Regions from separate parts of the Homo sapiens genome. Here region 1 is linked to region 2. A link is a loop called in an ENCODE intact Hi-C map of the cell type or tissue named here. Cell type or tissue: CD4-positive, alpha-beta T cell. All regions are shown on one strand. Each heading gives the region's core, and the rest is flanking DNA. Links, peaks and the distances in the headings are about the cores only.

Evidence for each region. A loop is a pair of places that touch in the nucleus more often than their neighbours do. Peaks named below come from ENCODE experiments on the same cell type or tissue, not always from the same donor. Only the 100,000 strongest peaks of a DNase experiment are listed, where the experiment ranks them.
Region 1: a loop joins it to region 2, with 4 times the contacts of the local background. A loop is called at or near these places in 4 of 110 quality-filtered maps.

What each region holds. Positions count from the first base shown.
Region 1 is chr17:29,381,747-29,397,214 of GRCh38, reverse strand. TAOK1 (TAO kinase 1) reads right to left here and starts at 6,852. Exons shown (of 20, transcript NM_020791.4): 1 at 6,191-6,852. It overlaps MIR4523 (microRNA 4523), which reads right to left and starts at 6,553; the gene lies at 6,485-6,553. It also overlaps the pseudogene RNU4-34P. RefSeq lists enhancers at 5,447-5,686, 6,847-6,936, 7,057-7,296 and a silencer at 6,337-6,806. In CD4-positive, alpha-beta T cell, for the core only: no CTCF peak of the experiment used is centred there; DNase peaks (open chromatin) are centred at 5,754, 6,494 and 6,914; H3K4me3 peaks cover 2,287 bases; H3K27ac peaks cover 894 bases.
Region 2 is chr17:29,603,122-29,618,589 of GRCh38, reverse strand. It overlaps ANKRD13B (ankyrin repeat domain 13B), which reads right to left. Exons shown (of 15, transcript NM_152345.5): 2 at 10,713-10,848; 3 at 10,480-10,604; 4 at 10,350-10,395; 5 at 9,596-9,739; 6 at 9,315-9,504; 7 at 9,169-9,235; 8 at 7,824-7,905; 9 at 6,947-7,011; 10 at 6,584-6,714; 11 at 6,317-6,474; 12 at 6,036-6,188; 13 at 5,775-5,938; 14 at 5,627-5,703; 15 at 3,829-5,236. The coding sequence ends at 5,008. It overlaps CORO6 (coronin 6), which reads left to right. Exons shown (of 11, transcript NM_032854.4): 6 at 971-1,090; 7 at 1,548-1,652; 8 at 1,743-1,888; 9 at 2,254-2,311; 10 at 2,415-2,645; 11 at 2,733-3,828. The coding sequence ends at 2,858. Among named protein-coding and RNA genes, the nearest start is that of CORO6, 12 kb to the left of the region's middle. RefSeq lists silencers at 2,866-2,915, 2,795-3,008, 3,456-3,525, 4,854-4,963, 5,124-5,353 and enhancers at 2,587-3,450, 4,316-5,179. In CD4-positive, alpha-beta T cell, for the core only: a CTCF peak has its summit at 4,993 (motif pointing right); DNase peaks (open chromatin) are centred at 2,309, 2,929, 3,399, 5,009 and 4 weaker places; H3K4me3 peaks cover 3,013 bases; H3K27ac peaks cover 281 bases.

The DNA of each region.
Region 1 (15,468 bases), core at 3,386-11,385, 220 kb after region 2:
CAAATGATTCTCCTGCCTCAGCCTCCCGAGTAGCTGGGACTACAGACAAGTGCCACCACGCCCGGCTAATTTTTGTATTTTTAGTAGAGACGAGGTTTCGCCACGTTGGCCAGGCTCGTCTGCAACTCCTGACCTCAGGTGATCCACCCGCCTCAGCCTCCCAAAGTGCTGGGATTACAGGCGTGAGCCACCATGCCCAGCCCTTTTTTTTTTTTTTTTTTTTTGAGACAGAGTTGTACTCTGTTGCCCAGCTAGAGTGCAGTGGCACAATCTCAGCTCACTGCAACCACTACCTCCCAAGTTCCAGCGATTCTCCTGCCTCAGCCTCCCAAGTAGCTGGGATTACAGGCACACGCCACCACGCCCAGCTAATTTTTTGTATTTTTAGTAGAGACGGGTTTCCTCCACATTGGCCAGGCTGGTCTTGAACTCCTGACCTAAAGTGATCTACGGTCTCCCAAAGTGCTAGGATTACAGGCGTGAGCCACCACGCCCAGCCAACATTAATATATAGTAAGTGCCAATTTTATTATTGGTAGCTGCAAACCAGAAAGTTTTGTTCCATCCTATTATTTGATAATATTTCTCAGAAACTAAACTTTGAATGTCTTTCTAAATGTTACAGTAATTCATCTACTTCTAAACCTGCATAAAACTATTTGATCAAATAATTTTATCAAAAGGAAAAATTAGCCCCTTCTCAGCTTTAAAGATAAATTAGACGGTAATTAAGTGCCATTATATTTAAATAACAACCTACAGCATAACGGTCACTGGCATTTTTAGGAGGCTGCAGTATATCTATTATGCAAGGCACTTAATAATTTATACTTTTACTTACTTTATTTACATGCCAGGTACTTAACATTTTAAAAACTCTTCCAACTTTTATAGGATACTTAATTTTGTCATCAAAAAGGTATAGCCTTAGACTGTATTTTAGAACAAAAAGTCTGCTTCTGGCACAAATAGACTGATACAGAAATAACTGTTACCATATGATGACAGAAACGTCCCAGCTGAAAATAATTGCTGCTAGTCCCTCCACACAACTTTTTAATTCATGTAGATTTTTAGAAGGTATGAGACATCTTTAATGAAATTAAACATCAATTTTTATTACTAAAAACTAAAATACTTTAAGAATGGAATGAACTAATACAGGTTGTATCCTCTCATATTTTATAATAGGAAAACCTGAAGAATAATTTTTAAAATCCAACCATTAATAGTAAGTACGGAAATCGGGCCGGGTGCAGTGGCTCATGTCTGTAATCTCAGCACTTTGGGAGGCCAAGGCAGGTAGATAGCTGGAGCTGAGGAGTTCAAGACCAGCCTGGGCAACATGGCAAAACCCCATCTCTACAAAAAAAAAAAAAAAAAAAAAAAATTAGCCAGACGTGGTGGCATGTACCTGTAGTGCCAGCTACTTGGGAGGTTGATGTGGGAAGAGCACTTGAACCCGGGAGGCTGAGGCTGCAATACGCTGTGATCACGCTATTGCATTCCAACCTGGGCGACACAGCAAAAACCCTGTCTCAAATTCAAAAAAAAAAAAAAAAAAAAAAGTACACATACCTAAAGGCAGGTGAGCATATGTTGGTACTCTGCTTAATGAACATCTCAATTTTATGCGAAACTTTACTAGAGAAATAAAACTTTTTTATTTGTTTCGTTTTGTTTTGAGATGGAGTCTTGTTCTGCCGCCCAGGCTGTCAGGCAGTGGCGCCATCTCAACTCACTGTAACCTCCACCTCCTGGGTTCAAGTGATTCTCCTGCCTCAGCCTCCCCAGTAGCTGGGGTTACAGGCACCCACCACCATGCCTAGCTAATTTGTTTTATTTTTGTAGAGACAGGGTCTCTCTTTGTTGGCCAGGCTGGTTTCGAACTCTTGACCTCAGGTGATCCGCCCACCTTGGCCTCCCAAAGTGCTGGAATTACAGGCTTGAGCCACCACACAGGCTTTTGTTTTTAGACAGTCTCACTCTGTCACCCAGGCTAGAGTGCGGTGGCATGATCACAACTCACTGCAGCCTCCATCTTCTGGGCTCAAGCAATCCTCCCACCTCAGCCTGCCAGGTAGTTAGAACAAGCACGCACCATCACGCCCCACTAATATTTTCATTTTTTATCTTTTGGAGACAGGGTCTCACTATGTTGCCCAGGCTGGCCTCAAACTCCTAGGCTCAAGTGATCCTCCAGCCTCAGCCCCCAGCATGCTGGGATTATAGGCATAAACCACCATGCCTAGCCCATGCTAATTAAAAAAAAAATTTGTTTTTGTAGAGACAGGGTCATGCTATGTTGCCCAGGCTGCTCTTGAACTCCTGGCCTCAAGCAATCCTCCCACCTCAGCCTCCCAAAGCGCTGGCATTACAGGCCTGAGCCACTTTGCCCAGCCCAGAAATAACACTTTTTTGAAGGGATTCGTTCACATATGATCCTCATCCAAACAGCAACCCTCAACTAATATGTACCAAAAATGCTCCTCATTTCTAAAAGATTAAATTAGTATGAGTGCAATTAATTGTTATAAGTAACAGAGACTAGTGAAAACAAAACAGAGATACAAATGAAAAATTAAGTGATTTTAATATACAAATAAGCCAAATGCAAAACACAGACTTTATTTCCAGGTGAAAGACACGAAAGACAGATTGATCTCAACTCTAATTTCAATGCCAACAACTGACCCCTAGATATCTTCTGGATTTACTAAATATTCATGTCTATTAAGAACTGGCAAATTTGCCGGGCACGGTGGCTCAAGCCTGTAATCCCAGCACTCTGGGAGGCTGAGGCGGGCAGATCACAAGGTCAGGAGATCGAGACCATCCTGGCTAACACAGTGAAACCCCGTCTCTACTAAAAATACAAAAAATTAGCTGGGCTTGGTGGCAGGCGCCTGTAGTCCCAGCTACTCAGGAGGCTGAGGCAGGAGACTGGCGTAAACCCAGGAGGTGGAACTTGCAGTGAGCCGAGATCGTGCCACTGCACTCCAGCCTGGGCGACAGAGCAAGACTCCGTCTCAAAAAAAAAAAAAAAAAAAAAAAAAAAAAAAAACTGGCAAATTATTAAAATAAATCATACTCATGGTTAGTTATGAGCATCCAGTCTTTCTAGTATCCTGTAACTAAAGAGTTGCTTTCTTACTGTTAAAATGGCATCGTAACATGGGCCCAAATATCATGTATACACCTTGTTATACAGAAAGTTTATTTTATATCAACACCCATTCAATTACTTGCCATATCCTCACTTCTCCCAAAATCGACATTATAAAAAATACGATAATTATTTTCTATTCAGTGCCCTCATACTTCTGATTCTGTACATTGCTGTACTTCTTTAAAACCTCTCAGAGTTTAAATTTGTTTGCAATACTATCCTTTAGTTTGGAAGCAATGTTTTGTTACTGTCAAGATAATCTTAAACTATTAAAAGCCTTTAAATCCAGCTGATTCTCAGAAATTCTTCCACCTATAAAACATGAGAATTATAACCAAATTAACAAATCAGATATCAGAATGCCAAAAATTAAGTCATTAAAAGAGAATCCAGTGAAAGAGCCAGTTGTGAAAGAACAGGAAGTGATGTACACTGCCATTTTGTAGATGAACTATTTAGAAACATAAGAAGTGCCATACTAATCTAGAATCAACTCAGACTAACAGCTCTCAGCATTTTCTTTCTGACAGTGGCATCAGAGGTCATCTGAAATAACCCTCAGGCAATTTTTCCTTAATAATGTATTTATCTAATTGATCATGAACATACTTTTCCACTTTTAGGCAACATTCCTACCAGCTATGAAAAAAGAGAGTTGTTTTTTTTTCAGTTGTCCTTAGTTATAGCATGCTGAAATATAGCAAGTAAATAGTTAACCTACACCCTATGTAAATCCTTTAAGTTTTGTAGCCTCTATTGATAAATCCTCTCTGCCTACAACTTCCCAAGGTAAAAGCAGTCACTCCTTACTGAGCAGTATGCTTCGATCAACACATGCTAGTATATATGAAATAATTATCAACAACAAGCCATAATACGGAGAATCAGACTTCCTGGCATAATTTGCCATAATGGAGAAAACTCTACATATCAACAACATGCAGCTTTGTCCCATGAAATAAATACTCAAATGAATAGTGTTATTTCAATGAATTGAGATGACCATTAAAAGGGAATAAAGAAAAGAGAATTCCATCTTCTGAGAAAAAAAAATAAAACTTATTTAACATACCATGTCTCCTACATCAAAATCATGATATAAAATGACAGAAACTAAGTTAGTGCCTAGCGCTACTACTAACACCTTTAAATCCCTATCTTAAAACAGGTTTCAAAATGCAACAAACACACCAAAAAAGCTCTATTGGACAACATTTAATGACAACATAAAATGTAGATGGCATTTGAAGTATTTAAAAATAAGTCACTAAGTAGAGCTGAAAACACTAAATACACCAAAGACAACTCATTATCTGTACACATTTTAGTCTTCTTCTTCACTTTGGGAAAAAATTAATTCTATTAATAGTCATATGTGGAATATTTTGAAATCACATCACCAGTATTTACTAAACACTTGAAAAAAATGTATCATCAGTACATGGAGACTTGAAAACTACTCTTTGGTCACAAAAAGCACTTGGCAGCACATTTCCAGAATGTTTAAATTTTTATTTCTACTCAACTAAGAACAAAACCAACAAGTACTACTGTAAACCAGATAAGATGATCTGCTTTCAGACAAACATGACAGGTAGCAAAAGAAGTGAAAAATGACTGACTACAGAAAATAGATCATAGAATAATTAGGCAGATTAATAAGAACAAAGAAACAGCTGCAGAAAGGTTTGTAACCTTACCATTTTAAAAAAAATCCAATTTCAATATTATACACAACAGTATCAACCCTAAAAATTCACAGCTTAGGGAGAAATGCCCTGAATCAGACAGGCTGTCTGTATGTAATAATTGTTAATAATTTTTTTTTTTGAAACGGAGTCTCGCTCTGTCGCCCAGGTTGGAGTGCAGTGGCACCATCTCGCCTCACTGCAACCTCCGCCTCCCGGGTTCAAGCGATTCTCCTCCCTCAGCCTCCCGAGTAGCTGGGACTACAGGCGCGTGCCACCATGCCCAGCTAATTTTTTGTATTTTTAGCAGAGACGGGGTTTCACCGTGTTAGCCAGGATGGTCTCGATCTCCTGACTTCGTGATCCGCCCGCCTTGGCCTCCCAAAGTGCTGGGATTACAGGCGTGAGCCACCGCGCCAGGCCAATAATTCTTCATGAACTACAAAAGTCATAGAAAAAGAAAAGGGAAATGAGGATGAGGAGGTACAAAATTATTTTATTTGAATTCTAACTAAAATCCAACCTGCTCACAAAAAATGTCAATCCAGACATCTCTCAAAAAGAGAGACATCAAAACTGTTCTAACAGGAGAGGTGTCCCTCTCGAGAGGCCATATCCCCCAACAATAACACCAGAACAGATACACTTCCCATGGACAGATCTCAGGGGAAGAGTATTAAAACGATACTGTCGTCGATTTAAAACCAAAGGAAAAAGAGTAACCTTTTCAAGGGAAGCGCCATTACTTCCCTCTCCTGCTCCCCCTCCCTTCTGTGTATACATGGGTCTGTGTATGAAGAAACTGCCTTGGACTTCTGCAGCATTGCAGTAGACTAGAGGATGGGGAAGGGGGAAGGGTACGGGGAGAGAAACGCTTCCATCGCCCCTACAGAAGAGGGGTATAGATTTCCTGTGCTAGGGGGTGGAATCCACCCAGCAAGCCACCCAGAGCAGTCTCCCTTCCCAAGAATACACAGACACTACAAAGGAGAAGAGGAGCAAAGGCACCAGAGGGGAAGGGGACCTCGCGCCTTTAAACCGGGGTGCACATCAACCCAGTCTCCCTGTGAGGGCCACACCTTCCTCGAAACATCCCCCTTCCACCACCCCTTCCGGTGACCCTCAGGAAAAAGGAATGGAATTGCTCTCGCCCCTTAAAACCGGAGGGCGCCCAGCTCACCAGCTTCTTCACCCCACCCACAGAATCACAGACCCTCCTTTTCTCCCTCCCCCACCCCACTCCCACATCCCTTCTTCCACACACAGGCCCGAGTGGGCCGAATTTCCCCGCCCCCCTCTATATCCCCCTTTCCCAAAGCAGAGGTGCCCTTACCCTTTCGCCGACAGGTCTGGGGCGGAGCAGGCAGGCGCAGCCCCCTGCAGCGCTCCGGTAGCCGCTACCCTGGAGGGTGAGGAGTGAGGAGGAGGAGGGGGCCCGGCGACAGATCGCCGCCCCCCACCCCCGAGCCCCAGCAAGCCGCCCAGCCCAAGCTCTGCAACAAGGGGCGGCGGCGGCGGGGGGTGGGGGGGGGGGCGAGGGGACGACCGGGGTCGAGGAGGCGCCCTCAGCGCTTGGGCTCAGTTAAGATGGCGCGGGGAAGTGCCGGGAGCCGTCTCCGTCGCCGCCTCGGGGGAACCGGCCCGGGCCTCGGCCGCCTCTAGTCCTCACACAGCCGAGGCCCTCTCGGTCCCCCGCCGCGGCCCCTCGGCGGGCGGGCCCACGCGCAGCCCTCCGCCACCAACACCACCCCTGGTAAGGAGGCGCTCACAAAGGGAAGAGAGGCCGCGGGCCGGCCGGCGGACGGCGGGGCGGGGTCCCCCGGGGCCGGGAGGCCTCAGATGTTCGCGAGTGCCTAGTGCTTTCGGCCCGCGAAGGGCGCAGGGCGAGCGGGACCCCTCCTCTCTCCTCAGGCAGGCGGCGGCACCGACTCAGTCTCTTTGCCACCCTCCCTCTCTCTCCCCGAGCCCTGAAGCCACAGAGCCCGGCCGCTGCCCAGCTTCCCCCCCTTTACCCGACACCACTCCCCTCCTCCAGACCGTCATCCCCCGTCTCCGATCTCGCGAGATTTTCCGCCTGACAGGCCGGACCCTGCGCGAGACACGACTACATGCGCGCGCGCGCGCCCTCACAGGAGCGCGCAAGGCTTGCTACGGGCAGAGTTGTCCCGGTGGCCCGGAGTTCCAGCCTCTGTCCAGCATGGCCTCACTGAGTTCGCGGAGCTTCTAATGCCACGCGGGCGTCAGGTGCATTCATTTCACCCCGGAGATCTGAAGAAGAAGAGTTTATCTGCATTCCCCTTCCTTCCTGCTTCCCACCTCCAAAGCCCGCCACTGATCCTGCGAATAAGTTTGCCCTGAAGTGTGGAATATCCCATTCCTGCACAACTCGGTTCTACACCCCCTCCCCCGTGGGATTCAGAGGTACACTGGGCAGCGCAATCAGTATGCAGTTGAGTTTTTGAGATTCTAATAGTTGATACTAATTCTTGGAACGACAGTAAGACTTGGAAATACAGATCTAAGCCACCCTATATATTGGTGATGTAGAAAAGAGATAACTTCTTGAAAAGTGTCTGTGGGTTTAGTAGGTTGAGTAATGAGAAGTTTTGGAACAAGAGCAGCAAACAAACTAAAGACTCCTATGCAAAGAAGAAGTAGAGTTTTTATTCTTTTATCTCAAAACTTTTTTTTTTTTTTTTAGGGAAAACTCCCTCAGTACTTATTCAAGAACCTAAAAGTGTAAGGCCGGGCGCGGTGGCTCACGCCTGTAATCCCAGCACTTTGGGAGGCCGAGGCGGGCGGATCACGAGGTCAGGAGATCGAGAGCATCCTGGCTAACACGGTGAAACCCCGTCTCTATTAAAAGATAGAAAAAAATTAGCCGGGCGTGGTGGTGGGCGCCTGTAGTCCCAGCTAGCTACTCGGGAGGCTGAGGCAGGAGAATGGCGTGAACCCGGGAGGCGGAGGTTGCAGTGAGCCGAGATTGCGCCACTGCACTCCAGCCTGGGCGACAGAATGAGACTCGTCTCAAAAAAAAAAAAAAAAAAGAGAGAACCTAAAAGTGTACACAAAGTGTAGTCATAAAAAATCTTGGTTCTTTAACCAACAAAACGACTGAAATAAATAAACCTGTTATATGAGTTTCATGAATAAAAATTAACTCTGGGCCGGGCCCGGTGGCTCACGCCTGTAATTATAGCACTTTGGGAGGCTGAGACGGGCGGATCACCTGAGGTCAGGAGTTCGAGACCAGGCTGGCCATAGTAGATCTGTGCTCCAAGGAAGGAGCATGTTGATCAGACCTAAGCAATCCGTGTATACAGTGTATGTATGACCTTCCTCTAGTCTGGCTCAGGGATGGGCACATGATCCAATTAGAGCCAATGGGTACAATAAGATTTTCTCTGGCTTTTTGGGAAAGAAACTTTCTTATTTTCTCCCAAAAATGTAATATATATATTGAACTCCCAAAATGGAATCCAGTGGTGTGATCCTGGCTCACTGCAACCTCTGCCTCCCAGGATCAAATGATTCTGCTACCTCAGTCTCCCAAGTAACCGGAACTACAGGCATATGCCACCGTGCTGGCTAAGTTTTGTATTTTTTGTAGAGATGGGTTTCGCCATGTTGCCCAGGCTGGTCTTGAACTCCTGGCCTCAAAGGATCCACCTGCTTCGGCCTCCCAAAGTACTAAGATTACAGATGTGAGCCACCGTGCCCAGCCTATGATTTTTCAATGAGCAATAATCACACCTCGGATAAATCTCATTGGCTACAATACTGCCACTGCACAAAGTTTCTGAAATTTGATGATGATGATAACAAAAATAGTGAAATAGTTAACACGTATTGAGTGCTGATTATATGCCAGAGAGAGTTCTAAACACTCTACTTATTTACTCCTCACAATAACCATATTGGGTGGGTATAATTATTATTCCCTTTTAGAAATGGTGGAACTGGGCCTGGCACGGTGGCTCATGCCTGTAATCCCAGCACTTTGGGAGGCTGAGGTGGGCAGATTACCTGAGGTCAGGAGTTCGAGACCAGCCTGGCCAACATCGTGAAAAAAATTAGCCGGGCATGGTGGTACACGCCTGTAATCCCAGCTACTCAGGAGGCTGAGGCAAGAGAATTGCTTGAGCCCAGGAGACAGAGGTTGCAGTGAGAGGAGATTGTGCCACTGCACTCCAGCCTGGCCAACAGAACGAGACTCTGTCAAAAAGAAAGAAAGAGAGAGAGAGAGAAAGAAAGAAAGAGTGGCACTGAGGCACAGAGAAGAATTTTGATTAACTTGTCAAAGTTCTTATAGCCAGTTTGTGGTGAAGCCAGTTGTCAAACTCAGCTTTCATCCAGAACCACTGTGTTCTTTTTTTTCTTTTTTTCTTTTTTTTGAGACAGAGTCTCACTCTGTCGCCCAGGCTGGAGTGCCATGGCGCGATCTCAGCTCACTGCAATCTCTGCCTCCCGGGTTCAAGCAATTCTTCTACCTCAGCCTCCTGAATAGCTGGGACTACAGGCGCGTGTCACTGCGCCCGGCTAATTTTTGTATTTTTAGTAGAGACGGGGGGGGGTTCACCATATTGGCCAGGCTGGTCTCGAACCCCTGATCTCGTGATTCACCCGCCTTGGCCTCCCAAAGTGATGGGATTACAAGCTGAGCCACTGTGCTCGGTCTATATTCTTTTTTTTTTTTTTTTTTGGGACGGAGTCTCGCTCTGTTGCCCAGGCTGGAGTGCAGTGTCACGATCTCAGCTCACTGCAACCTCCACCTCCCGGGTTCAAGCAGTTCTCAGAGCCACTACATTCTATTTCCTTGAGAGAATGTAAGGACTGGAATTGCTATTGCCTTTTGCTGTGAAGCCCCAGAACAAAGGCAACTCAGTGGGAAACACATTCTGGAGATAAAACCAGATCACTGAAGCCCTGGAACTAACTCTGTCTGAAGTCAGTCCTGACCCTGGAGTTTTTAGCATTTGTGTGCTAAAACATTCCCATTTTTCTTAAGCTAACGTTGGGTCTGGTTCTCTTTTGTTTGCAACCAAATAGTCCTCACACAGAACTGTTTATTTTTTGGCCTTTCCCACCAGGCTGTGATCTTCACAAGCATATGAATATTTGTCTTATTTATATCTATGTCCACAAACTTAGCATAATGTACATAATGACATTCAACAAATGTTTGCTATCAGTTCAATAATTCTGCAGACATTTTCTCCTATGTGTCAGAAATTGGGTTAGGTGTGGGAGATGTCAAGAAGAGTGAGTGAATGAAAGCTGTTTGCCTGGAGTGTATGGAAGAATAGCTGCTGCAAATGTTAGTGTGACAGAGAACTCTAGGAAAAGGTGTACACACATGCTAGAGTTCTCTGGAGGTTACTGTCACTTTGGCACTATGTGCCTGGCCGATGGGTATTTCTGGAGTCTTACACATGTCAAATGTTTTCAGGATTGTCTAAGGTTCTAAGAATGTCTAGAAGTCACCTGCTTCCCAAACTGATGTACGTATCGGAGTTATAGCCGGTCCTGTCATGTAAATGATGTGTTTTCTGCTATGCTTCTCTGTGTCTCTTGACTCCCAAAAGCATATACTGTAAAATGAATATGCCCTACCCATGTCTCAGACTTATAGTGAAGATCCTGTCTGGATATGAAAGTTCTGTTGTATCCAGGTGATAGCTGCTTTATTTCACCTGACCACAAGTGCTAATATATTCTACTCTAGCTAGCATCCCCACAAAAAACGTATCAGTTAGCCTCACTAGCAGTTCTATTCCACTTGTAGTGAACATCTGTTATTCTTGTCTGTCCCAAATTTCTCCCTCTTCTTCTGGCAAAAAGTACCCTATGGCCGGGTGTGGTGGTTCACACTTGCAATCCCAGCACTTTGGGAGGCTGAGGTAGGTAGATCACTTGAGCTCAGGAGTTTGAGACCAGCCTGGTCAACATGGGGAAACCCCATCTCTACAAAAATTAGCTGGGTGTGCTGGTGTGCACCTATAGTCCCAGCTACTAGGGAGGCTGAGGTGGGAGGATCACTTGAGTCTGGGAAGTTGAGGCTGCAGTGAGCCCTGTTTACACCACTGCACTCAAGCCTGGGTGACAAAGTGAGACCCTGTCTCAAAAAAAAATTTTTTTAATTACTCTACAGTTCTTAGAGAACTTTCCTGTCTGTTGTTCTGTGGAGTTCTTGTGGGGTTGTTACTCTGGGCCTCTTGCTACAGATGGGCACGCCGTCACAGCGTGGGCAACCAAAATAGCTCACCCCTTGGTGAAGCAACTGGGCCAGGGAAGGGTACATGACCCAGAGCCCAAGCTGGACCACTCAGAGATGTTCATTTGGATTTTATATACTGCTTTGTGAGAGTGAGAAGTTTTGCTTTGCCTTTGGGCTCATAAACTGGGATGATGTAAATCTAGACTTTCTATGGAGTTCCTCCCACACAGACCCCATCTCCCTCATCCAGCATCCCTCTGTTGCATAAAATAAACTACCAAGATGCAAGCTTTCCTCCATATGATCTATGTGAAGCCTGCTTAAATTGCTTATAGAAGCATGTCTATGGTTCATAAGCTCCAAGTTCTGATCTCATCCTCACAAAGTCTCAAATGCCTTCAAATTCTACATTTACAACATTCTAACATTTCTGTGTTGAGTAAATTTATGAAGAGGAGAAATAAAAGGCAAGTTTCATGGTAACCATTTACATGGTGCCATATGATATCCGGGCCAGACCTCTGTCCCTTCTTCGGGGGTTTCTGGGCAGTGAGTAGGAGAGAGCAGGTTATGTAGGAGAGGTTGTTTAAAACCTGAATTTTGAGACACTCACTGTCTCTAGTGGGTATAATACAACATATCAGTAAAGGAAGCATTTGATTTTTTTTTTTTTTTGATACAGAGTCTCACTCTATTGCCCAAGCTGGAGTGCAGTGGCACAATCTCGGCTCACCACAACCTTTGCCTCCTGGGTTCAAACAATTCTCGTGCCTCAGCCTCCTGAGTAGCTGGGATTACAGGCATGCACCACCATGCTGGGCTAATTTTTGTATTTTTAGTAGAGAAGGCGTTTCGCCATGTTGGCCAGGCTGGTAACGAACTCCTGGCCTCTAGTGATCTGCCCACCTTGGCTTCCCAAACTGTTAGGATTACAGGCATGAGCCACTGCACCTGGCCAAAGGAAGCATTTGATTAAAACAGATATTAGAAATTTTCCTGATTCATTTCCTGTGTGTAGACAGTATCCATGACAGCATTCAGTGTTGAGGTGTATTAAAACTAGGTGGCAGCAGTGGGAAGCACCCAAGTTCACCAGCTGTATCCCCTGACCCAGTATGGACACTCAACTTTATAACAAAACCCAATCTATAAAGAAAAATACCCAGGGATTGGGAGCTGGGTGTGGTGTGTGGAGAGACAGAAAAAAGGGAGACAGAGTCAAACACTTAACAAAACTTTTTAAGCTCCTGTGGCACTGATTTTTCAGTTACAGGGCCTAATATATTTCTTTTTTCCCACCCTTAAGCTGATTTGGGCCGGGCACAGTGGCTCACGCCTGTAATCCCAGCACTTTGGGATGCCGAGGCGGGCGGATCACGAGGTCAAGAGATCGAGATCAGCCTGGCCAACATAGTGAAACCCCGTCTCTACTAAAAATACAAAAATTAAGCCAGGCATGGTGGCGCACACCTGTAGTCCCAACTACTTGGGAGGCTGAGGCAGGAGAATTGCTTGAACCCGAGAGGCGGAGGTTGCAGTGAGCCAAGATCACGCCACTGCACTCCAGCCTGGCGACAGAGTAAGACTCCGTCTCAAAAAAAAAAAAAAAAAAAGCTGATTTGAATTGTCACCTTCAACCACAAGACTTCTTTTTTTGTTTGTTTGTTTTTTTAAGACAGAGTCTTGCTCTGTCACTCAGGCTGAAGTACAGTGGTGATCATAGCTCACTGCAGCCTCGAACTCCTGAGCTCAAGGGATCCTCCACCTTCAGCCTCCCAAGTAGCTGGGACTTACAAGCACACACAACCATGCCCAGATAATTTTTTATTTTATTTTTTGTAGAGACAGGGTCTAGCCATGTTGCCCAGGCTGGTCTCGAACTCTAGCCTCAAGTGATCCTCCTGCCTTGGCTTACCAAAGTCATGGGATTACATGCATGAATCAGTGCACCTGGCCCCAAAAGACTTCCTACTAGTATATTACTCCTATTTAGTAAAGAGAAGTCCAAAGAGGAAGCCTAAAGAAAATCCCAAGCCAATAAAATATTAACTTATTTTATGTTTTGATTGCCAGCTGTTTGTGTTTCATATGATGTGTGGCAGAAATCTGGTAGGAATTCATGTAGATTTTTTTAAATCCTGGCAGATGTCAGCCATAGCAAAGGGCATAATAAAATCACCAACTCGTCCTGAAGATACATTCCAAAAACCTCTCAGTCCACAAACATGCTGCCCAACCCTTCCTATAGCCACAGATGTCCCAGACAATCAACCATGATGCACTGATCATGGGATGCCTGCCAGAGGGTAGTGTCAGAGAAGTGGGATGAATATTTACCTCCTTGCACATACACAGTAATAGCTAACACTTTAAAACATTTTCCATGGACTAGGCATGGTGCTAAGCACCTTACATGTTACTTAATCTTACTTACTTAATCTTCACATGACCCTCTGAAGAAGGTAATATTAACCCCATTTTACAGATAAAGAAAAGAATCCTCAGCTTGGTTATGAGAATGACACAAAGTAAGGGCAGCTACCGACATTAGTAAGTGATGGAAGTGGAACTCCAAAGTCAATGTCTTTTTTTTTTTTTGAGACAGAGTCTCACTGTGTTGCCCAGGCTGGAGTGCAGTGGCACAATTTCAGCTCACTGCAACTTCTGCCTCCTGGGTTTAAGCAATTCTCGTACCTCAGCCTTCTGAGTAGCTGGAATTACAGGAGTGAGCCGCTATGCCCAACCCAAAGTCAATTTGTTTTTGTTTTTGAGACTGAGTCTCACTCGTCTCTAGGCTGGAGTGTGGTGGCGCTATCTCGGCTCACTGCAAGCTCCGCCTCCTGGGTTCACGCCATTCTCCTGCCTCAGCCTCCCGAGTAGCTGGGACTACAGGTGCCTGCCACCACACTCGACTAATTTTTTTTTTTTTTTTTTTTTTTGTATTTTTAGTAGAGACGGGGTTTTACCGTGTTAGCCAGGATGGTCTCGATCTCCTGACCTCGTGATCCGCCCACCTCGGCCTCCCAAAGTGCTGGGATTACAGGCTTGAGCCACCGCGCCCGGCCTAGGTCAGGACTTTCTTATATCAAGTTGTATTCTACCAACTGTTACGTACCTTGGCCCAGTATTTATCTATTCTTGTAGGTTAAAATAGAAGAATATGCTGCCTCCATGTGCAGGGCATTTTAAAAGGATTGGCATTTTAAAAAGATTTTCACAAAATGGATCACATTATATGAGAATATGGAGCTCAAGAAGCAACTCCGTACATGATCAGCTTTATTTTCCAGCCTGTAAAACCACACTTCTATCAGGCATCCTTCTGTAGACATGTTTGAGTGAGATGGGCAACAGAGCAAGACTCTGTCTCAAAAAAAAAAAAAAAAAAAAAAAAGGCTGAGCTTGGTGGCTTACGCCTGTAATCCCAGCAGTTTGGGAGGCCGAGGCAAGCGGATTGCCTGAGCTCAGGAGTTTGAGACCAGGCTGGGCAACACAGTGAAAACACGTCTCTACTAAAATACAAAAAAATTAGCTGGGCGTGGCAATGTGCGACTAGTCCCAGCTACTCAGGAGGCTGAGGCAGGAGAATTGCTTGAACACGGGAGGCAGAGGTTGCAGTGAGCTGAGATCGTGCCACTGCACTCCAGCCTGGGTGACCGTGCGAGACTCTGTTTCCAAAAATAAAAAATAAAAATAGAGACAGGGTCTTGCTTTATTGGCCAGGTTGGTCTCAAACTCTTGGCCTCAAGCAGGCCTCACACGTCCGCCTCCCAAAGTGCTAGGATTATAAGTGTGAGCCCCTGCACCAAACCTGCTTTTTGTTTGTTTGTTTTAAAAGCTCACAGCCAGCCACAGTGGCCCACAGCACTCCAACCTGGGTGTCAGAGTGAGACTCTGTCTTGAAAATAAAAAAATAAAAATTAACTCTAAGGATCAGAAAAGGAAGCTATCTGCTTCAATGGGATGTGTATATGATTTGTTCTCAATACTACCTCTTGTAGTAAGGGTCCTTGCTCTTTGAGTTGGTCATTCCTCTCTTCACCTATGTTGTCAACCACTCTCAAATGGCAACTCCCCCTCAGCATTAAAAACATGCCCTAGTTTCTTCTTCTTTGGGGAGAAAAGAAAGATTACTTTCATCTCTCCTGTCTATAGCCAAGCTTCTTGGAATTCCAAATTATCTATCTTCCCACCCCCCTCTACTAATATTGATCTTGCCAAGGTCAAGACTGACTTCCTGGTTGCAATGTCTAGTGAAGTCATTTAATAGTTTTATTCCTGTCATCTGCAATATTTGACGTCATTGACAGTCCTTCCATCTTGAAACTGTGTTCCTCCTTGGCTTTTTCAACACCACTCAAAACCAGATTTCCTTCCACCTTCCTGTCCTGGCA
Region 2 (15,468 bases), core at 1,846-9,845:
GCTCCTGTTCCCTCCCCTCCCTTGCATCTCAGAAGCTCAGAGAAGGGCTCCTCGCTTTGGGATTGAGGAGGGGAGAAGCTGGAAACTCCATCCTCCCACCAGAACCTGCATGAAACCTGAGCTCCTGGACCCCTCTCCTCTCAGCCGGCACCCAGACGCATCTTCCAGGGTCTGGGGCCTGACACTGGCTCGAGGGCTGGCCCTTTCTCCTTGTGGACCCGCTGGGCGGGGGATGGGGCAACCCTCGCGCGTTGCTTATCCCAGCCGGATGCCCTGGGAGGGCGGCGGCCCTGGCCTCGCCAGCCTCAAGTCTAACCTGGGGTGCGGGTGCGTGGGCCGCGTGCATGTCTGCGTGGAGCAAGCGCGCCGAGAGCGGTCGGGGCTGGCGCCGGGGCGCTCTAACCCACTAACCCGGCGAGCAGGAGCAAGCCCGGCCTCACGAGGGCGCCCGCCCGCTGCGGGCTGTCTTCACCGCAGACGGGAAGCTGCTCAGCACCGGCTTCAGCAGGATGAGTGAGCGGCAACTCGCGCTCTGGGACCCGGTAGGCCAGGCCGCGCCGGGCGCGCTAGCTCGCTCCTTCTCTGGGTCTGCCGGGAGCGCCTTCCCGGGCTGTGGCTGGCGCCCAAGAGGCCAGAGCGGAGCGGGGAGCTCCCATTCGGGAAAAGCCTCGCTGCGACTCCGGGGAGCCAGCAGACACCCCTGCTCTAGGGATCGGCCTTTGAGCGCGCTTAAGGGTTCGGGATCGGCTGAGAGCCGCGTGCCTCCTGCTCTCTCCAGGCCCGGATGCTCTCCAGGTCAGGGGCCAGACGTGGCCCCGCAGGAAGCTGAGTGCTTAGGCCCCATTTGTCTCTTCCCCGCATCCGCTCCTCCACCCCGGACACCCAAGTCAGCAAGCTGGTTGCTCATCCCTCCATGCTCCTCAGGGCAGGCAGCTGGGTGATGTCCCTCCCTGTCTCCCCCTCCCCCCAGGAGAGGTTTGCGGCCCACGAGGGGATGAGGCCCATGCGGGCCGTCTTCACGCGCCAGGGCCATATCTTCACCACGGGCTTCACCCGCATGAGCCAGCGAGAGCTGGGCCTGTGGGACCCGGTAACGCAGCTGGAGGCTTGGGGTGTGTGCCTCGGGGACTGGCATCACGGGAGAGTGGCCAGGCGCCCCCCACCCGCAGGGCATGCCCACCTGGACAGGACTGAAGGCTGCTGCCACCTCTGCAGCGCCTGCCATTCTCACACCCACCCCTCTGCCCAGTTTTGCTGCGTCGCGTGAAGGATCCTGCGCTGGCGCCCCCACCTGGTGATGCCGAGTCCCTGGGGGTGGTTTGCTGTGACTGCATGCGGCGCGCAGCGGGTATATGTGCAGGGGAGGAGGAGCTATGTGCGCAGGGGAGGAGGAGAGATGTGCCCAGGGGAGGGGCCTGCAACTCTGGTCACTAGAGGTTTGGGGCATAGGGTTTGGGAAGGCCAGGAAGCGTAAAGGGGCTTCTGGGGGTCCCGAAGTAGCACGGGAGGGTGGGGCAGGGCTGGTCACGCCTCCTGTGCTCGGGCAGAACAACTTCGAGGAGCCAGTGGCACTGCAGGAGATGGACACAAGCAACGGGGTCCTATTGCCCTTTTACGATCCCGACTCCAGCATCGTCTACCTGTGTGGCAAGGTGCTCACGGCCGGGCAGGGAGAACAGGGCACTGGATGGAGATGTGGAGGGCCTTGTCCGGGCGCGCCCCTGAACCGACTGATTTTGCAGGGCGACAGCAGCATTCGGTACTTTGAGATTACCGACGAGCCGCCTTTCGTGCACTACCTGAACACGTTCAGCAGCAAAGAGCCGCAGCGGGGCATGGGTTTCATGCCCAAAAGGGGACTGGATGTCAGCAAGTGTGAGATCGCCCGGTCAGCAGCCTTGGCCCCTCCTGAACACCTACCCGCCTCTGTCCCCCACTCATGTCGGGTCCTAGCCACGGGGCTTCCCCAGTAATGCAGTGCTTTGGAAAAGCGGGGCGGGGGGATAAGACAGCTCTGTTTCAGTGCCAGACCCACCGCTCACTAGCCTTACATTCTCAACTTCAGTTTCCTCATCTATAAGATGATGGTGAACACACCATCAGGGTGTTTTATTGCAGAACCAATAATGTGTGTAATGTGCAATATGCATGGTAGGCGCTGAGCAAGTGTTGGCCTCCAACCCCCTTGGTCTTAGACAGGAGAAGTTAAGGACGTGGAAGTCTGCGAGGGTGCTGAACCCTGCTCCCTTATAGGTTCTACAAGCTACACGAAAGAAAGTGTGAACCTATCATCATGACTGTGCCCCGCAAGGTGAGGGGCCGGGAGAAGGGTTGGGCAGGGCTACGAGGCGGAAGGGAGCGGAGCAAGCCCCGCACCCTCTCACGCAAGTCCTCCTGTCCACCCACCCCCGCAGTCAGACCTCTTCCAGGACGATCTGTACCCGGATACGCCAGGCCCGGAGCCGGCCCTAGAAGCGGACGAATGGCTATCCGGCCAGGACGCCGAACCCGTGCTCATTTCGCTGAGGGACGGCTATGTGCCCCCCAAGCACCGCGAGCTCCGGGTCACGAAGCGCAACATCCTGGACGTGCGCCCGCCCTCCGGCCCCCGCCGCAGCCAGTCGGCCAGCGACGCCCCCTTGTCGGTAAGATCGGCCCTGCTGCACTCTGGCCCAATCTACATCTCCCCCAACCGCCCCTATACGACACGGCCTCTCTGTCCTCCGCCCCAGCAGCAGCACACCCTGGAGACGCTGCTGGAAGAGATCAAGGCCCTCCGCGAGCGGGTGCAGGCCCAGGAGCAGCGCATCACGGCTCTGGAGAACATGCTGTGCGAGCTGGTGGACGGCACGGACTAGCCCCGCGCGCCAGGCAGGCGGAGCGGGGCGGGGCGCACAAGCTCGGCCCCGCCCCGGCTTTTAGTCCCGAACTCCGGACCCCGCCTTCTTGGGCTGGGCCCGGGGGCGGGACTGGGGAGGGAACTCCGCCCCTCGCGGGAGACCAGAACTCTTGGAGCTTAGGGGAGACCCACGTCGCTCCAGCGGAGGCTGGACTGCGAGCCTCGTCTGGGACTCGGCTGGAGCTGGCCTAGGGAGGCCTGGGGTAACCTGGGGGGCTCAGCAATGGTGCTGCACGGCGAGGTGGTGTCCCCCTTTGTCCTCCGCCCAGGGCAGGGAAAGTGCTTAGTATTAGCGTGATGCTTGGGGTTATTGGAGCCTGAGCTTGACCTCAAACGGGTGGCGATTTGATGGGTACCCCCAGGCTGGGGAAAATGACAGCGCTTCTCCTAATCAGCTCACTGGATTCCATCACCCTGAGCGGTAAACCAGATGGGCGTCACCCCAGTTCTGCAGACACATACACAACCCGTTTGCTGCAGAGCCGGACCCAGTGGCTACACCCACAGCGGTCTGTGGTAGAGAACTCTCTTCCTTCTTTCCACCGACAGGGGCGAGGGCTGCTTCCTCGCGGCAGCCCCCGCGAAGAAATCTCGAGAGAACTGGCATGAGGAGTTAGGTTCATCACAAATACACACACACTGCCCCCAACCCTCTGCCGTTGCCTCTCTCAGAAAAACAAGACGTACTGAATGAAATATTTTACTAAGCGTTCAGTCTGTGCCTCCTGCATGGGTGGGAGTGAGGGGAACGAGACCCCCAGCCTCTGCAAATGCTACCCCCAGGCTCCTGGGAGACCTGGCGATGCACTCCTGGGCTCAGGGTCCATCAGGCAGCCTCTTACCCTAGAGCTCTCTCCACTCTGAGGTTCAGAAGGACCCCAACCCACACCGTAGGCGTTCCCCCCAAGTAAAGTTAGGTAGCAAAAGCCTCCGGTATGAAGCCTCTTTTATTTGTGCCTCAGAATCAGTCTGGTGCCCCTGGCATCAGGGAAGGGGGTGGGAGGAACAGTTTCTCTTTGTTCTTTTCTTCCATCCCTCTTTGTGTCCCTTCTGAGCCTCACTGGCTGAGCCGGGAAGGCCAGTCCCAGACAGGCCCGGGACAAGGGTGTGCGGTGGGCCCCTGCCCCTGGCGGGGTCTGTGCTTCTCTGGGTGGGTGAGGTGGGGCAGGGGAGAGCCGGGGGTTAGCACCATTGGATGAAGGGTTTTAGAGTCAGTCTCCGTGTGGGGGCAAGTGGGATGTACAACCACAGAGGCTAGCAGCAGCTGGTGGGAAGGGGTGGGGGTGGCGCCAGGGCCCTGGGCGAGCCCTTTGTGTCCAGTCTACTTGGGTCTAGTGCTTACCCCAGCCCAATATGCTCCCCACTCTCCGAGGCACCATGAGGGAGTCAGGGCTTGCACAGGCCAGGGGGCTACGTTGGACACACTCCCTGATCACAAAAAAAAAAAAAAAAAAATGTGCCTTGGGGGATGGGACTCCAACTTCTGGCTGCCCAAGGAGAAGCTGGAACCACCCTGAGACCCAGGACGGGTGTGGGGGCTGGGGGAGCCGGGTACCCCGCTAAGTGCACTTGACGCTGAAATGCCGGGGTGGGGGAGGGGCTGGGCCCTAGACGTGCTGGTTTGTGTCTGGAACAAAGCAGTGACACAGCACGCGGGGAGCTCAGCTGCCCCCCAGGAGTGAAGAGCAGAGATGCAAAGGCTTCAGGGGCAGTGTCCTGGAGTGGGGTTAGTGAACAGAAATGCGGACCGGCCAGAAGGAGCAAGGGATAGGGACAGCGCTCCTCTAAGGATTCATCTCCCCCTCAGGACCGCCTGGCTCCGCCCTAGGACAGGACAGATCTGAGCCCAGGGGAGCGGGTTGGGGAATCAGAATACAGCAAAGCAGGGGGACCAGGCCGTGCCAGTTGCCTCCAGGGCCCTGGCCTGGGAAGGTACCCCGCGGCCATGCCGAATCCCTCCCCGAACCGTGCCTGCTGTGCTGCTGCACCCGCGAGGCGGTGGCTCCAGTCTCCAGCCGCCGCTCTGCAGGCGCGCAGGCCGGGGTTTGTCTGGCTCCTGGCCCTGGGCGTGGCGCGCGTGGCGCTGGCGAGGGTCCCGGCAGGGGGCGCTACTGCTCGGTCAGTGAGAGCCTCAGGATGCGCTCCAGCTCCTCCTCCTCCTGGCGCGCGCGCCGCCGCCTCTCCTCCTGCTCCTGCGCCGACAGTTCCATCGCCAGCCGCAGCTGCTCGTCGTAGCTCCGGAACACGTGGCCGCCGGAACCTGGCCCTGAGCTGGGCCGAGGGCTGGGCACTGACGCCGGGGGCGCAGGCTGGCGCTGCGGCGTGGGCGGGGCGCTCCTGGGGGTGGGGAAGGAATGTCGCGGGCTCCCGGGCGCACCCACCCACCGGCCGGGGCCGGGACACGGCGTGGAGGCTCCAGGGCGGCCCGCGGCCACCACCCTCTAGTGGAGGCGGTCAGTCCCGCGGCGTCCTGGCCCCCACCTGGTCGTGGCGGAGCCCAGACCCTACCAAGTTCTCCCCGTCAATGCCTGGGGAGAGTCTGAACTCCGCGGTGAAGCCTGGATCCCTGACCCCTGCCTGCCGCCTCGGAGGCAGGAGTGGTGGCAGAAGCCATCCCGATACCAGGAGGGTCCCTGCCGAGGGCCCCGCGGGTTCTCCGGCTGTGTCCTGGCTTAGGGGAGACAGGATCCTCTCCGGAGGATTCTCTCCGGCCCAGCGGGCACTGACCTGTCCTGTCGGCGACCCTCGTAGGACATGGGGTGGGTGCCTGGCTTGCTGTTGGTTAGCGCCTCCCAGATGGTGACCTGCGGGGAGGCGTGGGCGTTAGCCGTGGCGGCGCGGAGTCCCGTGGCCCCGCGCGCCCGCGGAGACGCACCTGGTCATACTCACTGCCCGCCTCAAGCAGGCTCTGCTGGATGGCGAATTGCAGCAGGTCGTCGTCGTCGTCCCGGGTCGCCGCCTCCCGCTGGCCGCCCATCATGCTGTAGCCGCGCGGGGCCTCGAACAACGCTGGGGAGATCTCGCAGCCGCGGCAGGAGGCTGGGGGCGCGGGGGCTGGGTCAGGCACGGCCGGGCGCGCCCCTCCCACCCACCCCGGGGAGAGCCGAGGGGCAGGCGTTCTCGCGGGGGGCCTCACTCGTGGAGCTGGAGCTGCTGACGCTGGAGGAGTCGCTGCCTGGGGAAGGCGTCTCGCTGCTGGGGCTGCCTCGCACCGATGGCACCGGTTCGTCGCAGCCGTTGAGGTTCCCGAAGGTGATGCGGGCGTTGAGGATGTGGAAGATCGGGATTTCTGAGGATGAGGAAACCTTTAGGCGCCACCACTCAGCCCCTCACACCTCAGCCTCAGCCCCACCCCGACCTCATCTAAACCCCGGTCGGCCCGCCACGGGCTCAGGAGAAATGGCCGTGCGGTCTCACCAATCTTAACTGGGAAGCCAGGAGGCAGACGCAGGGTGATGAAGTCCCGGAGCTTGGCAAAAAGCGCATTGCTGACGGCCATGAGGTCAATGATGGGGGCCACCTGCTCACACAGGGACAGGGGATGCTCCTCACACAGCCACAGCTTGGCCTTGAACCTGCCCCCACCAGATCCCAAGGGGTAAGGGACACTGCAGGAAGCCATGGCCTCCCAGCATCTCCTGGAGCCCCGGCCCCCCACCTTCCCAGCACCGGCAGGGGCCTCACTTCTGTGTCTTGGTGGTCAGTTCCATGGGGCGGCCCATATCACGGTTGCCCAGCTCAAAGTTGGGGTTGAAGTATTCTTCTGCAGTGATGGCAGTGGGGTTGGCTTGGCTCAGAGTCTGAGTGATCAGGGTCTGTACCACATGGGGAGGGGCCCAGGAGCTCCCCTCAGTTCCTAATGCCAGGCCAACTCATTTGTTGTCACAAGGCCCCCAAGCTGTCCCCTCTGCCAGTGTGGCGCTGACATGGCCTTGGGCATTGTGGAAAGGAGGTCCACATAGGCCATGCTAAGCAGGACGCTTCCCAAGCCTCCTCCTGAGCCACATCCACATCCCTCCACTTACGGGTACCCCTGCACACACTCACCCCATTTTGGGGGCCCCCGTGCTGCTCAGCGATTCCCAGGAAGGACTGCAAAGGTGTCTTACAGCCTACAAGAAATGTGGCATCTCAGAGGACACCGCAACTCCACACACACCTGGGCACCTCATCAGAGGTGACAGCACCCAAGACCTAGGGAGGAGGCCGGTTCCTGGGGTGGGGCCTGCTCACCCAACCACATACTCAGGCACCTTCACCTGAAGGGGACTGAGTGCTTCAAGGACCAGGGGCCAGGGCCTCTGTGAGCACAGCTTAAAACACTAAAAGGAAGGCCTAGAGGTCAGAAGCAACTTCCAAAAGTGCTCCTCTCCAGCTCGGTGACCCTGGACAGTAAAACGCCTGCCCCGGCAGGCACTGTGGGGTGTGCATGTGCGTGTGTGTGTTTGCTTCAGGCACTTCCATAGGCATGATTTCATGTTGTTCCCCTGTGAGGTAGAAATTATGCTTTTTCACCTCGGACACGGTATCTGGTACCCAGAGAATCAGGTGTGGCATCAATGGGCATACAGAATCTGTGGCAAGGTCCCCTGACTTTCTACCTAGGATATGTCCCACTAGACTAGAATGGCCAATAAATGGCATACATGGCATTTCTCTCCTCTCCCAAATTCAACAGCAACATTAGTAATCACTTGCAGCATGGCTCTCCACTGAACCCAGATGAGTCCTTAGAAACTTCTTAGTACTCTAGGCAGCCACTACCCATCCTTAGGGCTTGGCACCTGAATTGAAATCTATCGGCCTGAATAAAGCATCCAGCCTCTTGCTAGGATGCCAGTGGGAATACTGATGGAAGCACTGAAGTGGGAGCTGGTTCCCGCAGTCCTGCAACACCTCTCCCCATCCAGCTCTGCCTCATTACCTTTGACCTTGCCCTTGTGCTGTTCTGAAAGATGTTCTGTCCGTGTGCGGGTGATGAGCTCCACGTTAGATGCCCCATACACCTGGGGACAGATGAAGAAAGGGCTCATAAGCAGTTCTGGTCTTACCCTGTGTCTTACCCCTAAGGGCACTGGGAACACTCCCTGTAGCAAAGGGTCCTGGAGAGACTCTGCTTCAGGCTTTTGGGTAAGTGAATATATGAGGTCATTCATTCATTCATTCATTCACTTATTCATTCAACAAACATTTTTTGAGGAGCCTTTATGTGCCAGGCATTGAGGTAGGCATCAGGGATACAGTAAACAAGCCAAACATGATCCCTGCCCTCCTGAGACTTACAATCTCTATAAGGAGACAATAAAATGGAGTTATAACAGCATGGTCCATGCACTGGTGGGGGTAGCACAGAGGCCTTCCCAGACTACAGAAGCAGGGGAGGCTTTCAGAGGAGATGCCACACACAAAACCCATGGCATTTGTTAGTTCCTGCTTTCATGTCGTGGGCAACATAGGGGTCCCAGAGTAACAGGCAGAGCCTTTTTTTTTTTTTTTTTTTAGATGGAGTCTCGCTCTGTTGCCCAGGCTGGAGTGCTGTGGCGGGATCGCTGCACACTGCAAGCTCCGCCTCCCAGGTTCAAGCAATTCTCCTGCCTCAGCCTCCCGAGTAGCTGGGATTACAGGCGCCTGCTACCACACCCGGCTAATTTTTTGTATTGTTAGTAGAGACGGGGTTTCACCATGTTAGCCAGGCTGGTCTCGAACTGACCTCAGGTGATCCGCTCACCTCGGCCTCCCAAAGCGCTGGGATTACAGGCATGAGCCACCATGCCCAGCCAGGCAGTCATTTTTAGGGATAAAGGCCTGGCTCTAGGGTCAGGCCAGCCAGGATCTGAACCCCAACTCTGCCACTTAACAGCTGTGTGACCTTGTACAGGTCACAGAACCACTCTAAGCCTCTATTTCCTCATCATAAAATGGACCGATCATCCCTACTTCCTGGGGTTGTTGTGAAGAGTAAATGGGATGCCAAGGAAAGGACTCAATAAACATGCGTAAAATGGGAATACTAACAGAACAGCACCTACCAGAAAGGGTTGCTGTGAGGAATAAATGTGTGTGTGTGTGTGCGTGTGCACGTGCCCTGTGTATACATCCATACATCCATATAAAACACCAGAGAAGTGCCTTGAACCCAAATATAAGTGCTTGACCACGCTGCATTGCTTCTGTACCTCCAGGGCTGGGGAAGGGAGGTCAGAATCCCCTGTACAGCTTGCTGTAGGCAAGAGTGCAGCTGGGCTGGCAGCTGGGAGCTGCAGCCTCACCTTAGCTTCATACCCATTCACCATCTCCGTCTTTTCACTGCGCCAGCCCAGGATGCCAGTCTTGTTCCTGGGGAAGCAGAGTGGTCCAGGTGAGGCAGGCACCCCACCGGGCTGGCTCAAGGGTGACCAAGGCCATGTCCACCCACCTCTCAAAGGAGATATTCTTGGTGTCAAGCTGAGTGGTGACGACGGGCGCGGTAAGCCGGCTCAGCACCTGTTCCTCAGTGGGCTGAGCAGCAGCCAGCAGCAGCTCCCGGTCCTGCCCAGCCAGTGCCAGAGTCTCTGTGTACACCACCCGGCGGTCGTGGTCAATCTCCATGACCACGGCGCTTGTGTCTGCCAGACACGGAACAGCACAGGGGGATCAGGGGTGGCCTGGGGCTGCCTCCCATCGTCCCCACCCTGCCCCACTTCCTGCCTGCCTGACCTTGGCCCCTGAAGACAAAGCTGCGGTTCCCTCGCTGCCAGGTCATGTGGTCAAAGCCCAGGAGTGTGGTGTCTACCCTCAGGTTCTGGCCGCTCTTCCACACTTTGTAGGTGTCACTAGGGCAGATCTTGGACACCAGGGGCACTGGTGGAAGCGGAGGTTGGAGGTGGCTTTGACTGGTCTGGCCTACACGGCCTGGACCAGCTCAGGGCATGGGGTTTGGGATCCGTGTGGCCAGGAACAGGGGAGGGAACTGAAGAGAGAGCAGCCTCTCCTCCAAAACCCCCTCCCTGGCCAGTGTAGACCATACTCACACAGAAGAGCAACCTGAGGTCGGGACGGGCATGTTTCTGTCACCACTAAGTCCCTAGTGTCCATCATTTGTTAATTCACTCACTCACTCTTTCATCCATTCTTTCAACAAATATTTATGAAACACCTACTGAGTGTTCCAGCCACTGGGAATACAACAGTGAAAAAGACAGGACTCCTGCCCTCTCAGAGCTTACCTTCTAACAAGGAGCGGCAGGTCATGAATACAGTAAGCAAATCATGACAGAGTGAAGAGAATAATAATGGAGTCAAGACAGTATCTGGGGCAATCTGGAAAGGCCTAGCTGAGGCGGTGGCCCTGAGCTGAGCTAAGGCATAGAGGGAACCGCCGGAAGAACTATGAGAACACATTCCAGGCAGGGGAGCAAGCGCAGGACCTAAAGTGGGAGAGCCCAGAAGCGACCTGCTGCAGCCCGCTTACCCCAGCTAGTGAACTCCCATTTCATCTCCACGTAGAAGTCCTGGGCCTGGAGGACGAAGGGGAGAGAGGCTAAGTCTGCACTGGAGAAGGGCTCAAGGGCTCCCGTGGAGGCTGAGAGGCTGGGCCTCACCTTGCGCAGCTTCTCCAGGAGCACGGGGATGCCCGCCAGCCGCTTCACCACCCGCTGGTAGTCCCGGTACCGAAGCACCAGCTGCACCAGCTCCAGGTCCCGGGTACTCACAGCCTCCTGGAGCACTGGGGGAGGGCGAGGCAAGGTCACAGGGCAGGACCCTTCAGCCAACCATAGGTCTATGATGCTGGGGAGGCCCCGGCTGTGGGGCTGGGGTGAGCAGGGCTGCCCACCTGTCCAGCCGCTGCGATTCTCCCTGCCCACGTCTGCGCCGTGCGCCAGGAGCACACGGGCACACTCAAGGTGCCCCAGCGTGGTGGCCAGGTGCAGGGGAGTCCGGCCGCGGGGATCCAGCTGCTCGATGTCCACCTGGAGGAGGAGGAGGAGTGGAAGATAAAGCCCCAGTCACGTCGGAGGCAGCCCTCCGGAGCCAGACAGCCCTGGAGCAGGCAGCAACCCCCACCCCCTGCTGGGGCTGCTCTGCCTCACCAACCTCACAAGGCAACGGAAAGACAGACACTATGGGCAACGGAAAGACAGACACTATGAGCAACGGAAAGACAGACACGTGGATGGAAAGGGGCTTAGAAGACAGGACAGAAAGTAACTCTGGAAGAGGGAGGGCTTCCTCCCTTCCTGTCCACCAAGGGCCCCTGGCTGGGTCCTCTCCTCCAGGGCCCAGTGGCCTGCCTGCCAAGAATAAGCCTGGGACTGAAGTGGGGTGGCAAAGAGGCTGTTGGCCAAGGAGCTCACCTGGGACCAGACCTACCCTAAGGGTCCCAGGCCACCTTCAGGAAGAGCTACCAATTTAGATCACTGACATTATCACTGAGTGAGGTTTAACAAACGGTTACAGTAATACACAGACAGGAATGAAATAACAAGTTCATGGTATTAATACAATTTCACAACCATGTCCTGTGCTTGTGGGACACTATGCATTAAAATTTGTACAAATCCTATAATTTTGTGAATAACATGATTACATTGCATGAGATTTCTGTTGTGTGATAAAAGTGATAAAAGCTTTTTTTGGGGTTTTTTTTTGTGTTTTTTTTGGGGGGACGGAGTCTCACTCTGTTGGCTAGGCTGGAGTACAATGACGTGATATCAGCTCGCTGTAACCTCCGTCTCCCAGGTTCAAGCGATTCTCCTGCCTCAGCCTCCCAAGTAGCTGGGATTACAGACATTCGCCAACACGTCTGGCTAATTTTTTGTATTTTTAGTAGAGATGGGTTTTCACCATGTTGGCCAGGCTAGTCTTGAACTCCTGACCTCAGGTGATCCACCTGGCTCGGGCTCCCAAAGTGCTGGGATTACAGGTGTGAGCCGCAGTGCCCAGACAAAAGATTTTTTTTTTTTTTTTTTTTTTTTTTTTTTTTACTTGAGACAGGGTCTCACTATGTCACCCAGGCTGGTCTCAAACTCCTAGGCTTGAGCAATCCTCCTGTTTCAGCCTCCCAAGCAGCTGGGATTACAAGCCCCTGCACCTGGCTTAGAAAGCATGTTTGTTAAACGTAAGTTTTGTTTGTTTGTTTGTTTGTTTGTTTTTTGAGACAGAGTCTCACTGTGTCACCCAGGCTAGAGTGCAGTGGTGCCATCTTGGCTCATTGCAACTTCCGCCTCCCAGGTTCAAGCGATTCTTGTGCCTCAGCCTTCTGAGTAGCTGGGATTACAGGCGAGCACCACTATGCCAGGCTAATTTTTGTATTTTAGTAGAGACGGGGTTTTGATATGTTGCCCAGGCTGGTCTCTAACTCCTGACCTCAAGTGATTCGCCTGCCTTGGCCTCCCAAAGTGTTGGGATTACAGGCGTGAGCCACCACGCCCGGTCTTAAGCATAAGTATTTAAATATATTTCGAGAGTCTAGGACTTCTGGTTAAGAACAGTGAACTGACAGGCCAGGCGCGGTAGCTCACGCCTGTAATCCCAGCACTTTGGGAGGCCGAGGCGGGTAGATCACCTGAGGTTGGGAGTTCGAGACCAGCCTGACAACATGGAGAAACCCCATCTCTACTAAAAATACAAAATTAGCCAGGCGTGGTGGCCCATGCCTGTAATCCCAGCTAATCAGGAGGCTGAGGCAAGAGAACCGCTTGAACCCGGGAGGCGGAGGTTGCAGTGAGCCGAGATCATGCCACTGCACTCCAGCCTGGGCGACAAGAGCAAAACTCCGTCTCAAAAAAAAAAGGAACAGTGAACTGACCACATGCATGTAACTCCCTCCTCTTCTCTGAACTTGATTAAAACGCCAGTAAAAAGGCTTCTACTCCTACCATAATAAATGAAATTACTCTGCCACCATAAACAATGAGAAAATTATTGCTGCAAAATATATGAAGGCTGGGCACAGAGGCTCACCCCTGTAATCCCAGCAATTTGGGAGGCAAAGGTTGGCGGATTGCTTGAGCCCAGGAGTTAGAGATCAGCCTGGGCAATATGGCAAAACCCCATCTCTACAAAAAATACAAAAGAATTAGCCGGGTATGATGGCCTGTGCCTGTAGTCCCAGCTACTCAGAGGCTGAGGTGGGAGGATCGCTTAAGCCTGGGAGGTTGAGGCTGCAGTGAGGTATCATCACACCTCTGCACTCCAGGCTGGGCAACAGAGTGAGACGCTGTCTCAAATATATATATACATATGCGTGTGTGTGTATATATATATGTGTGTGTGTATGTGTGTGTGTGTGTGTGTTTGTGTGTGTATATATATATATTTCTCTATATAGAAAATATATGTAAAGAGAAATAGCTGTTTTTAGAAGTCCAGAACTGTGATCCCTGAAGTAAGGAAAATGAACAAGGTGAGCTCTGTAACATCCCTGGATTTCTGCCTGGAGGAACATTCCAGACTGTAATTCAAGGAGGGGAAGCCCGAGCAGAGCATGGTGCTCTTCCTGAGTTGAGAAGATGGAGACAGGATTCAGGGAAGCCAAGGTATTAAAGGTTGCAGCAGAGCACAGTTCTGGAAAAGAGTAAACTACTCAAAAAACTCCAGAAATCTGCATAGGGGTCTCTTCAAGTCTTCCTGAATACTAAACTTCACATGTGTATAGTGAAACTCAGTAAGACCACACAAAAAGGAGCAATAAAATGGTAAATTCTCAGAGCTCACCAAAAGCAAGGAGATAATCAAGCTCCAGCCTCCTAGAGTGGAGATGCATATTTAATCAGACCTCAGAAGGGTTATGCCTTAGCAGTAGAGCTAAACTATCCCTAGAGAAAAGGCTCACCTAGACCCACCCTAACAGATTAAAAATTAGCCTCAGGCCGGGTGCAGTGGCTCATGCCTGTAATCCCAGCACTTTGGGAGGCGGAGGCGGGCAGATCACCTGAGGTCAGGAGTTCAAGACCAGCCTGGCCAAAATGGCGAAACCACATCTCTACTAAAAATACAAAAAATTAGCCGGGCTTGGTGATGGGTGCCTGTAATCCCAGCTACTCAGGAGGCTGAGGCACAAGAATCACTTGAACCCAGGAGGCGGAGGTTGCAGTGAGCCAAGACTGCACCACTACACTCTGGCCTGGGTGACAGAGCAAGACTCCATCTCAAAAAAAAAAAAGAAAAGAAAAGAAAAAGAAAAAGAAAAATTAGCATCAAAGGCCAGGCACGGTGGCTCACACCTCTAATCCCAGCACTTTGGGAGGCTGAGGCAGGCAGATCACTTGAGCCTAGGAGTTCAAGACCAGCCTGGGCAACATACCAAAACCCCATGTCTACAAAAAATACAAAAAATTAGCCAGGTATGGTAGCATGTGCCTGTAGCCTCAGCTACTCAGTGACTGAGGCAGGAGGATCCCTTAAGCCCAGGAGGTTGAGGCTGCAATGAGCTGAGATTGCCCCACTGCACTCAAGCCTGGGTGACAGAGCAAGACTCTGTCTCAAAAAAAAAAGCCTCAAAAAGGTCAAACTGATTTGCAAGTAATTTACCTAGTCTGCCTGAACAAAGCCCAACACTCTTTAAAGAACAATAACAAATCCAGATGCTTAACATCATATTTACAATGTCCAAAATTCAGTTAAAAATTACTAGATATGCCAAAAAGTAGGAAAATAAAACTTATAGGCAGGGTGCGGTGGCTCACGTGAGCCTGTAATCCCAGCATTTTGGGAGGCTGAGGCGGGTGGATCACGAGGTCAGGAGATCGAGCTTGCAGTGAGCCGAGATGGCGCCCCTGCACTCCAGCCTGGGCAACAGAGAGAGAGACTCCATCTCAAAAAAAAAAAAAAAAGAAAGAAAATATAACCTATAATCAGGAGAAAAATAATTTCATAGAAACAAAACTCAGAAATGATAAAGATGATAGATGGCTCAATATACTCAAGAGTTTAAAGAAAAACATGAAAAAGATGTTCATGAGGAGAGGAATGAGAGGTATAAAAAAGAACCCAGTGGACCATCTAAAGATAGTAAGTACAGTAACTGAAATGAAAAATTCACTGAATGGAAATAACAGCAGATTAGACACTGCACAATTTAAAAATCAGTGAATTTGAAGACAGCAATAGAACTTTCCAAACTGAAGCACAGAGGAGAAAAACAGTACTGAAAAATAAAGTTGGCTGGGCTTCTATAGTCCCAGCACTTTTGGAGGCCAAGGCGGGAGGTTGGCTTGAGTTCAGGAGTTTAAGACCAGCCCAGGCAATACAGCAAGACTCTGTCTCTACAAACAAAACAAAACAAAACAAAACAACTTTTACATTAGCTGGGCATGGTGGCAAGCAGCTGTAGTCCCAGCTCCTCTGAAGCTGAGGCAGGAGGATCCCTTGAGCCCAGGAGTTCGAGGCTGCAGTGAGCTATGATCACGCCACTGCACTCCAGCCTGGGCAACAGAGCAAGACCCTGTCTCTATGGAGCCTCATAATCTGTAAGACATTATCAAGCATTGTAACATATATCTATTGGAATCCCAAAGGACAGAATAAAGAAGTAGGACAAATAAGACAAATTTAGAGAAATAGGCCGGGTGCGGTGGCTCACGCCTGTA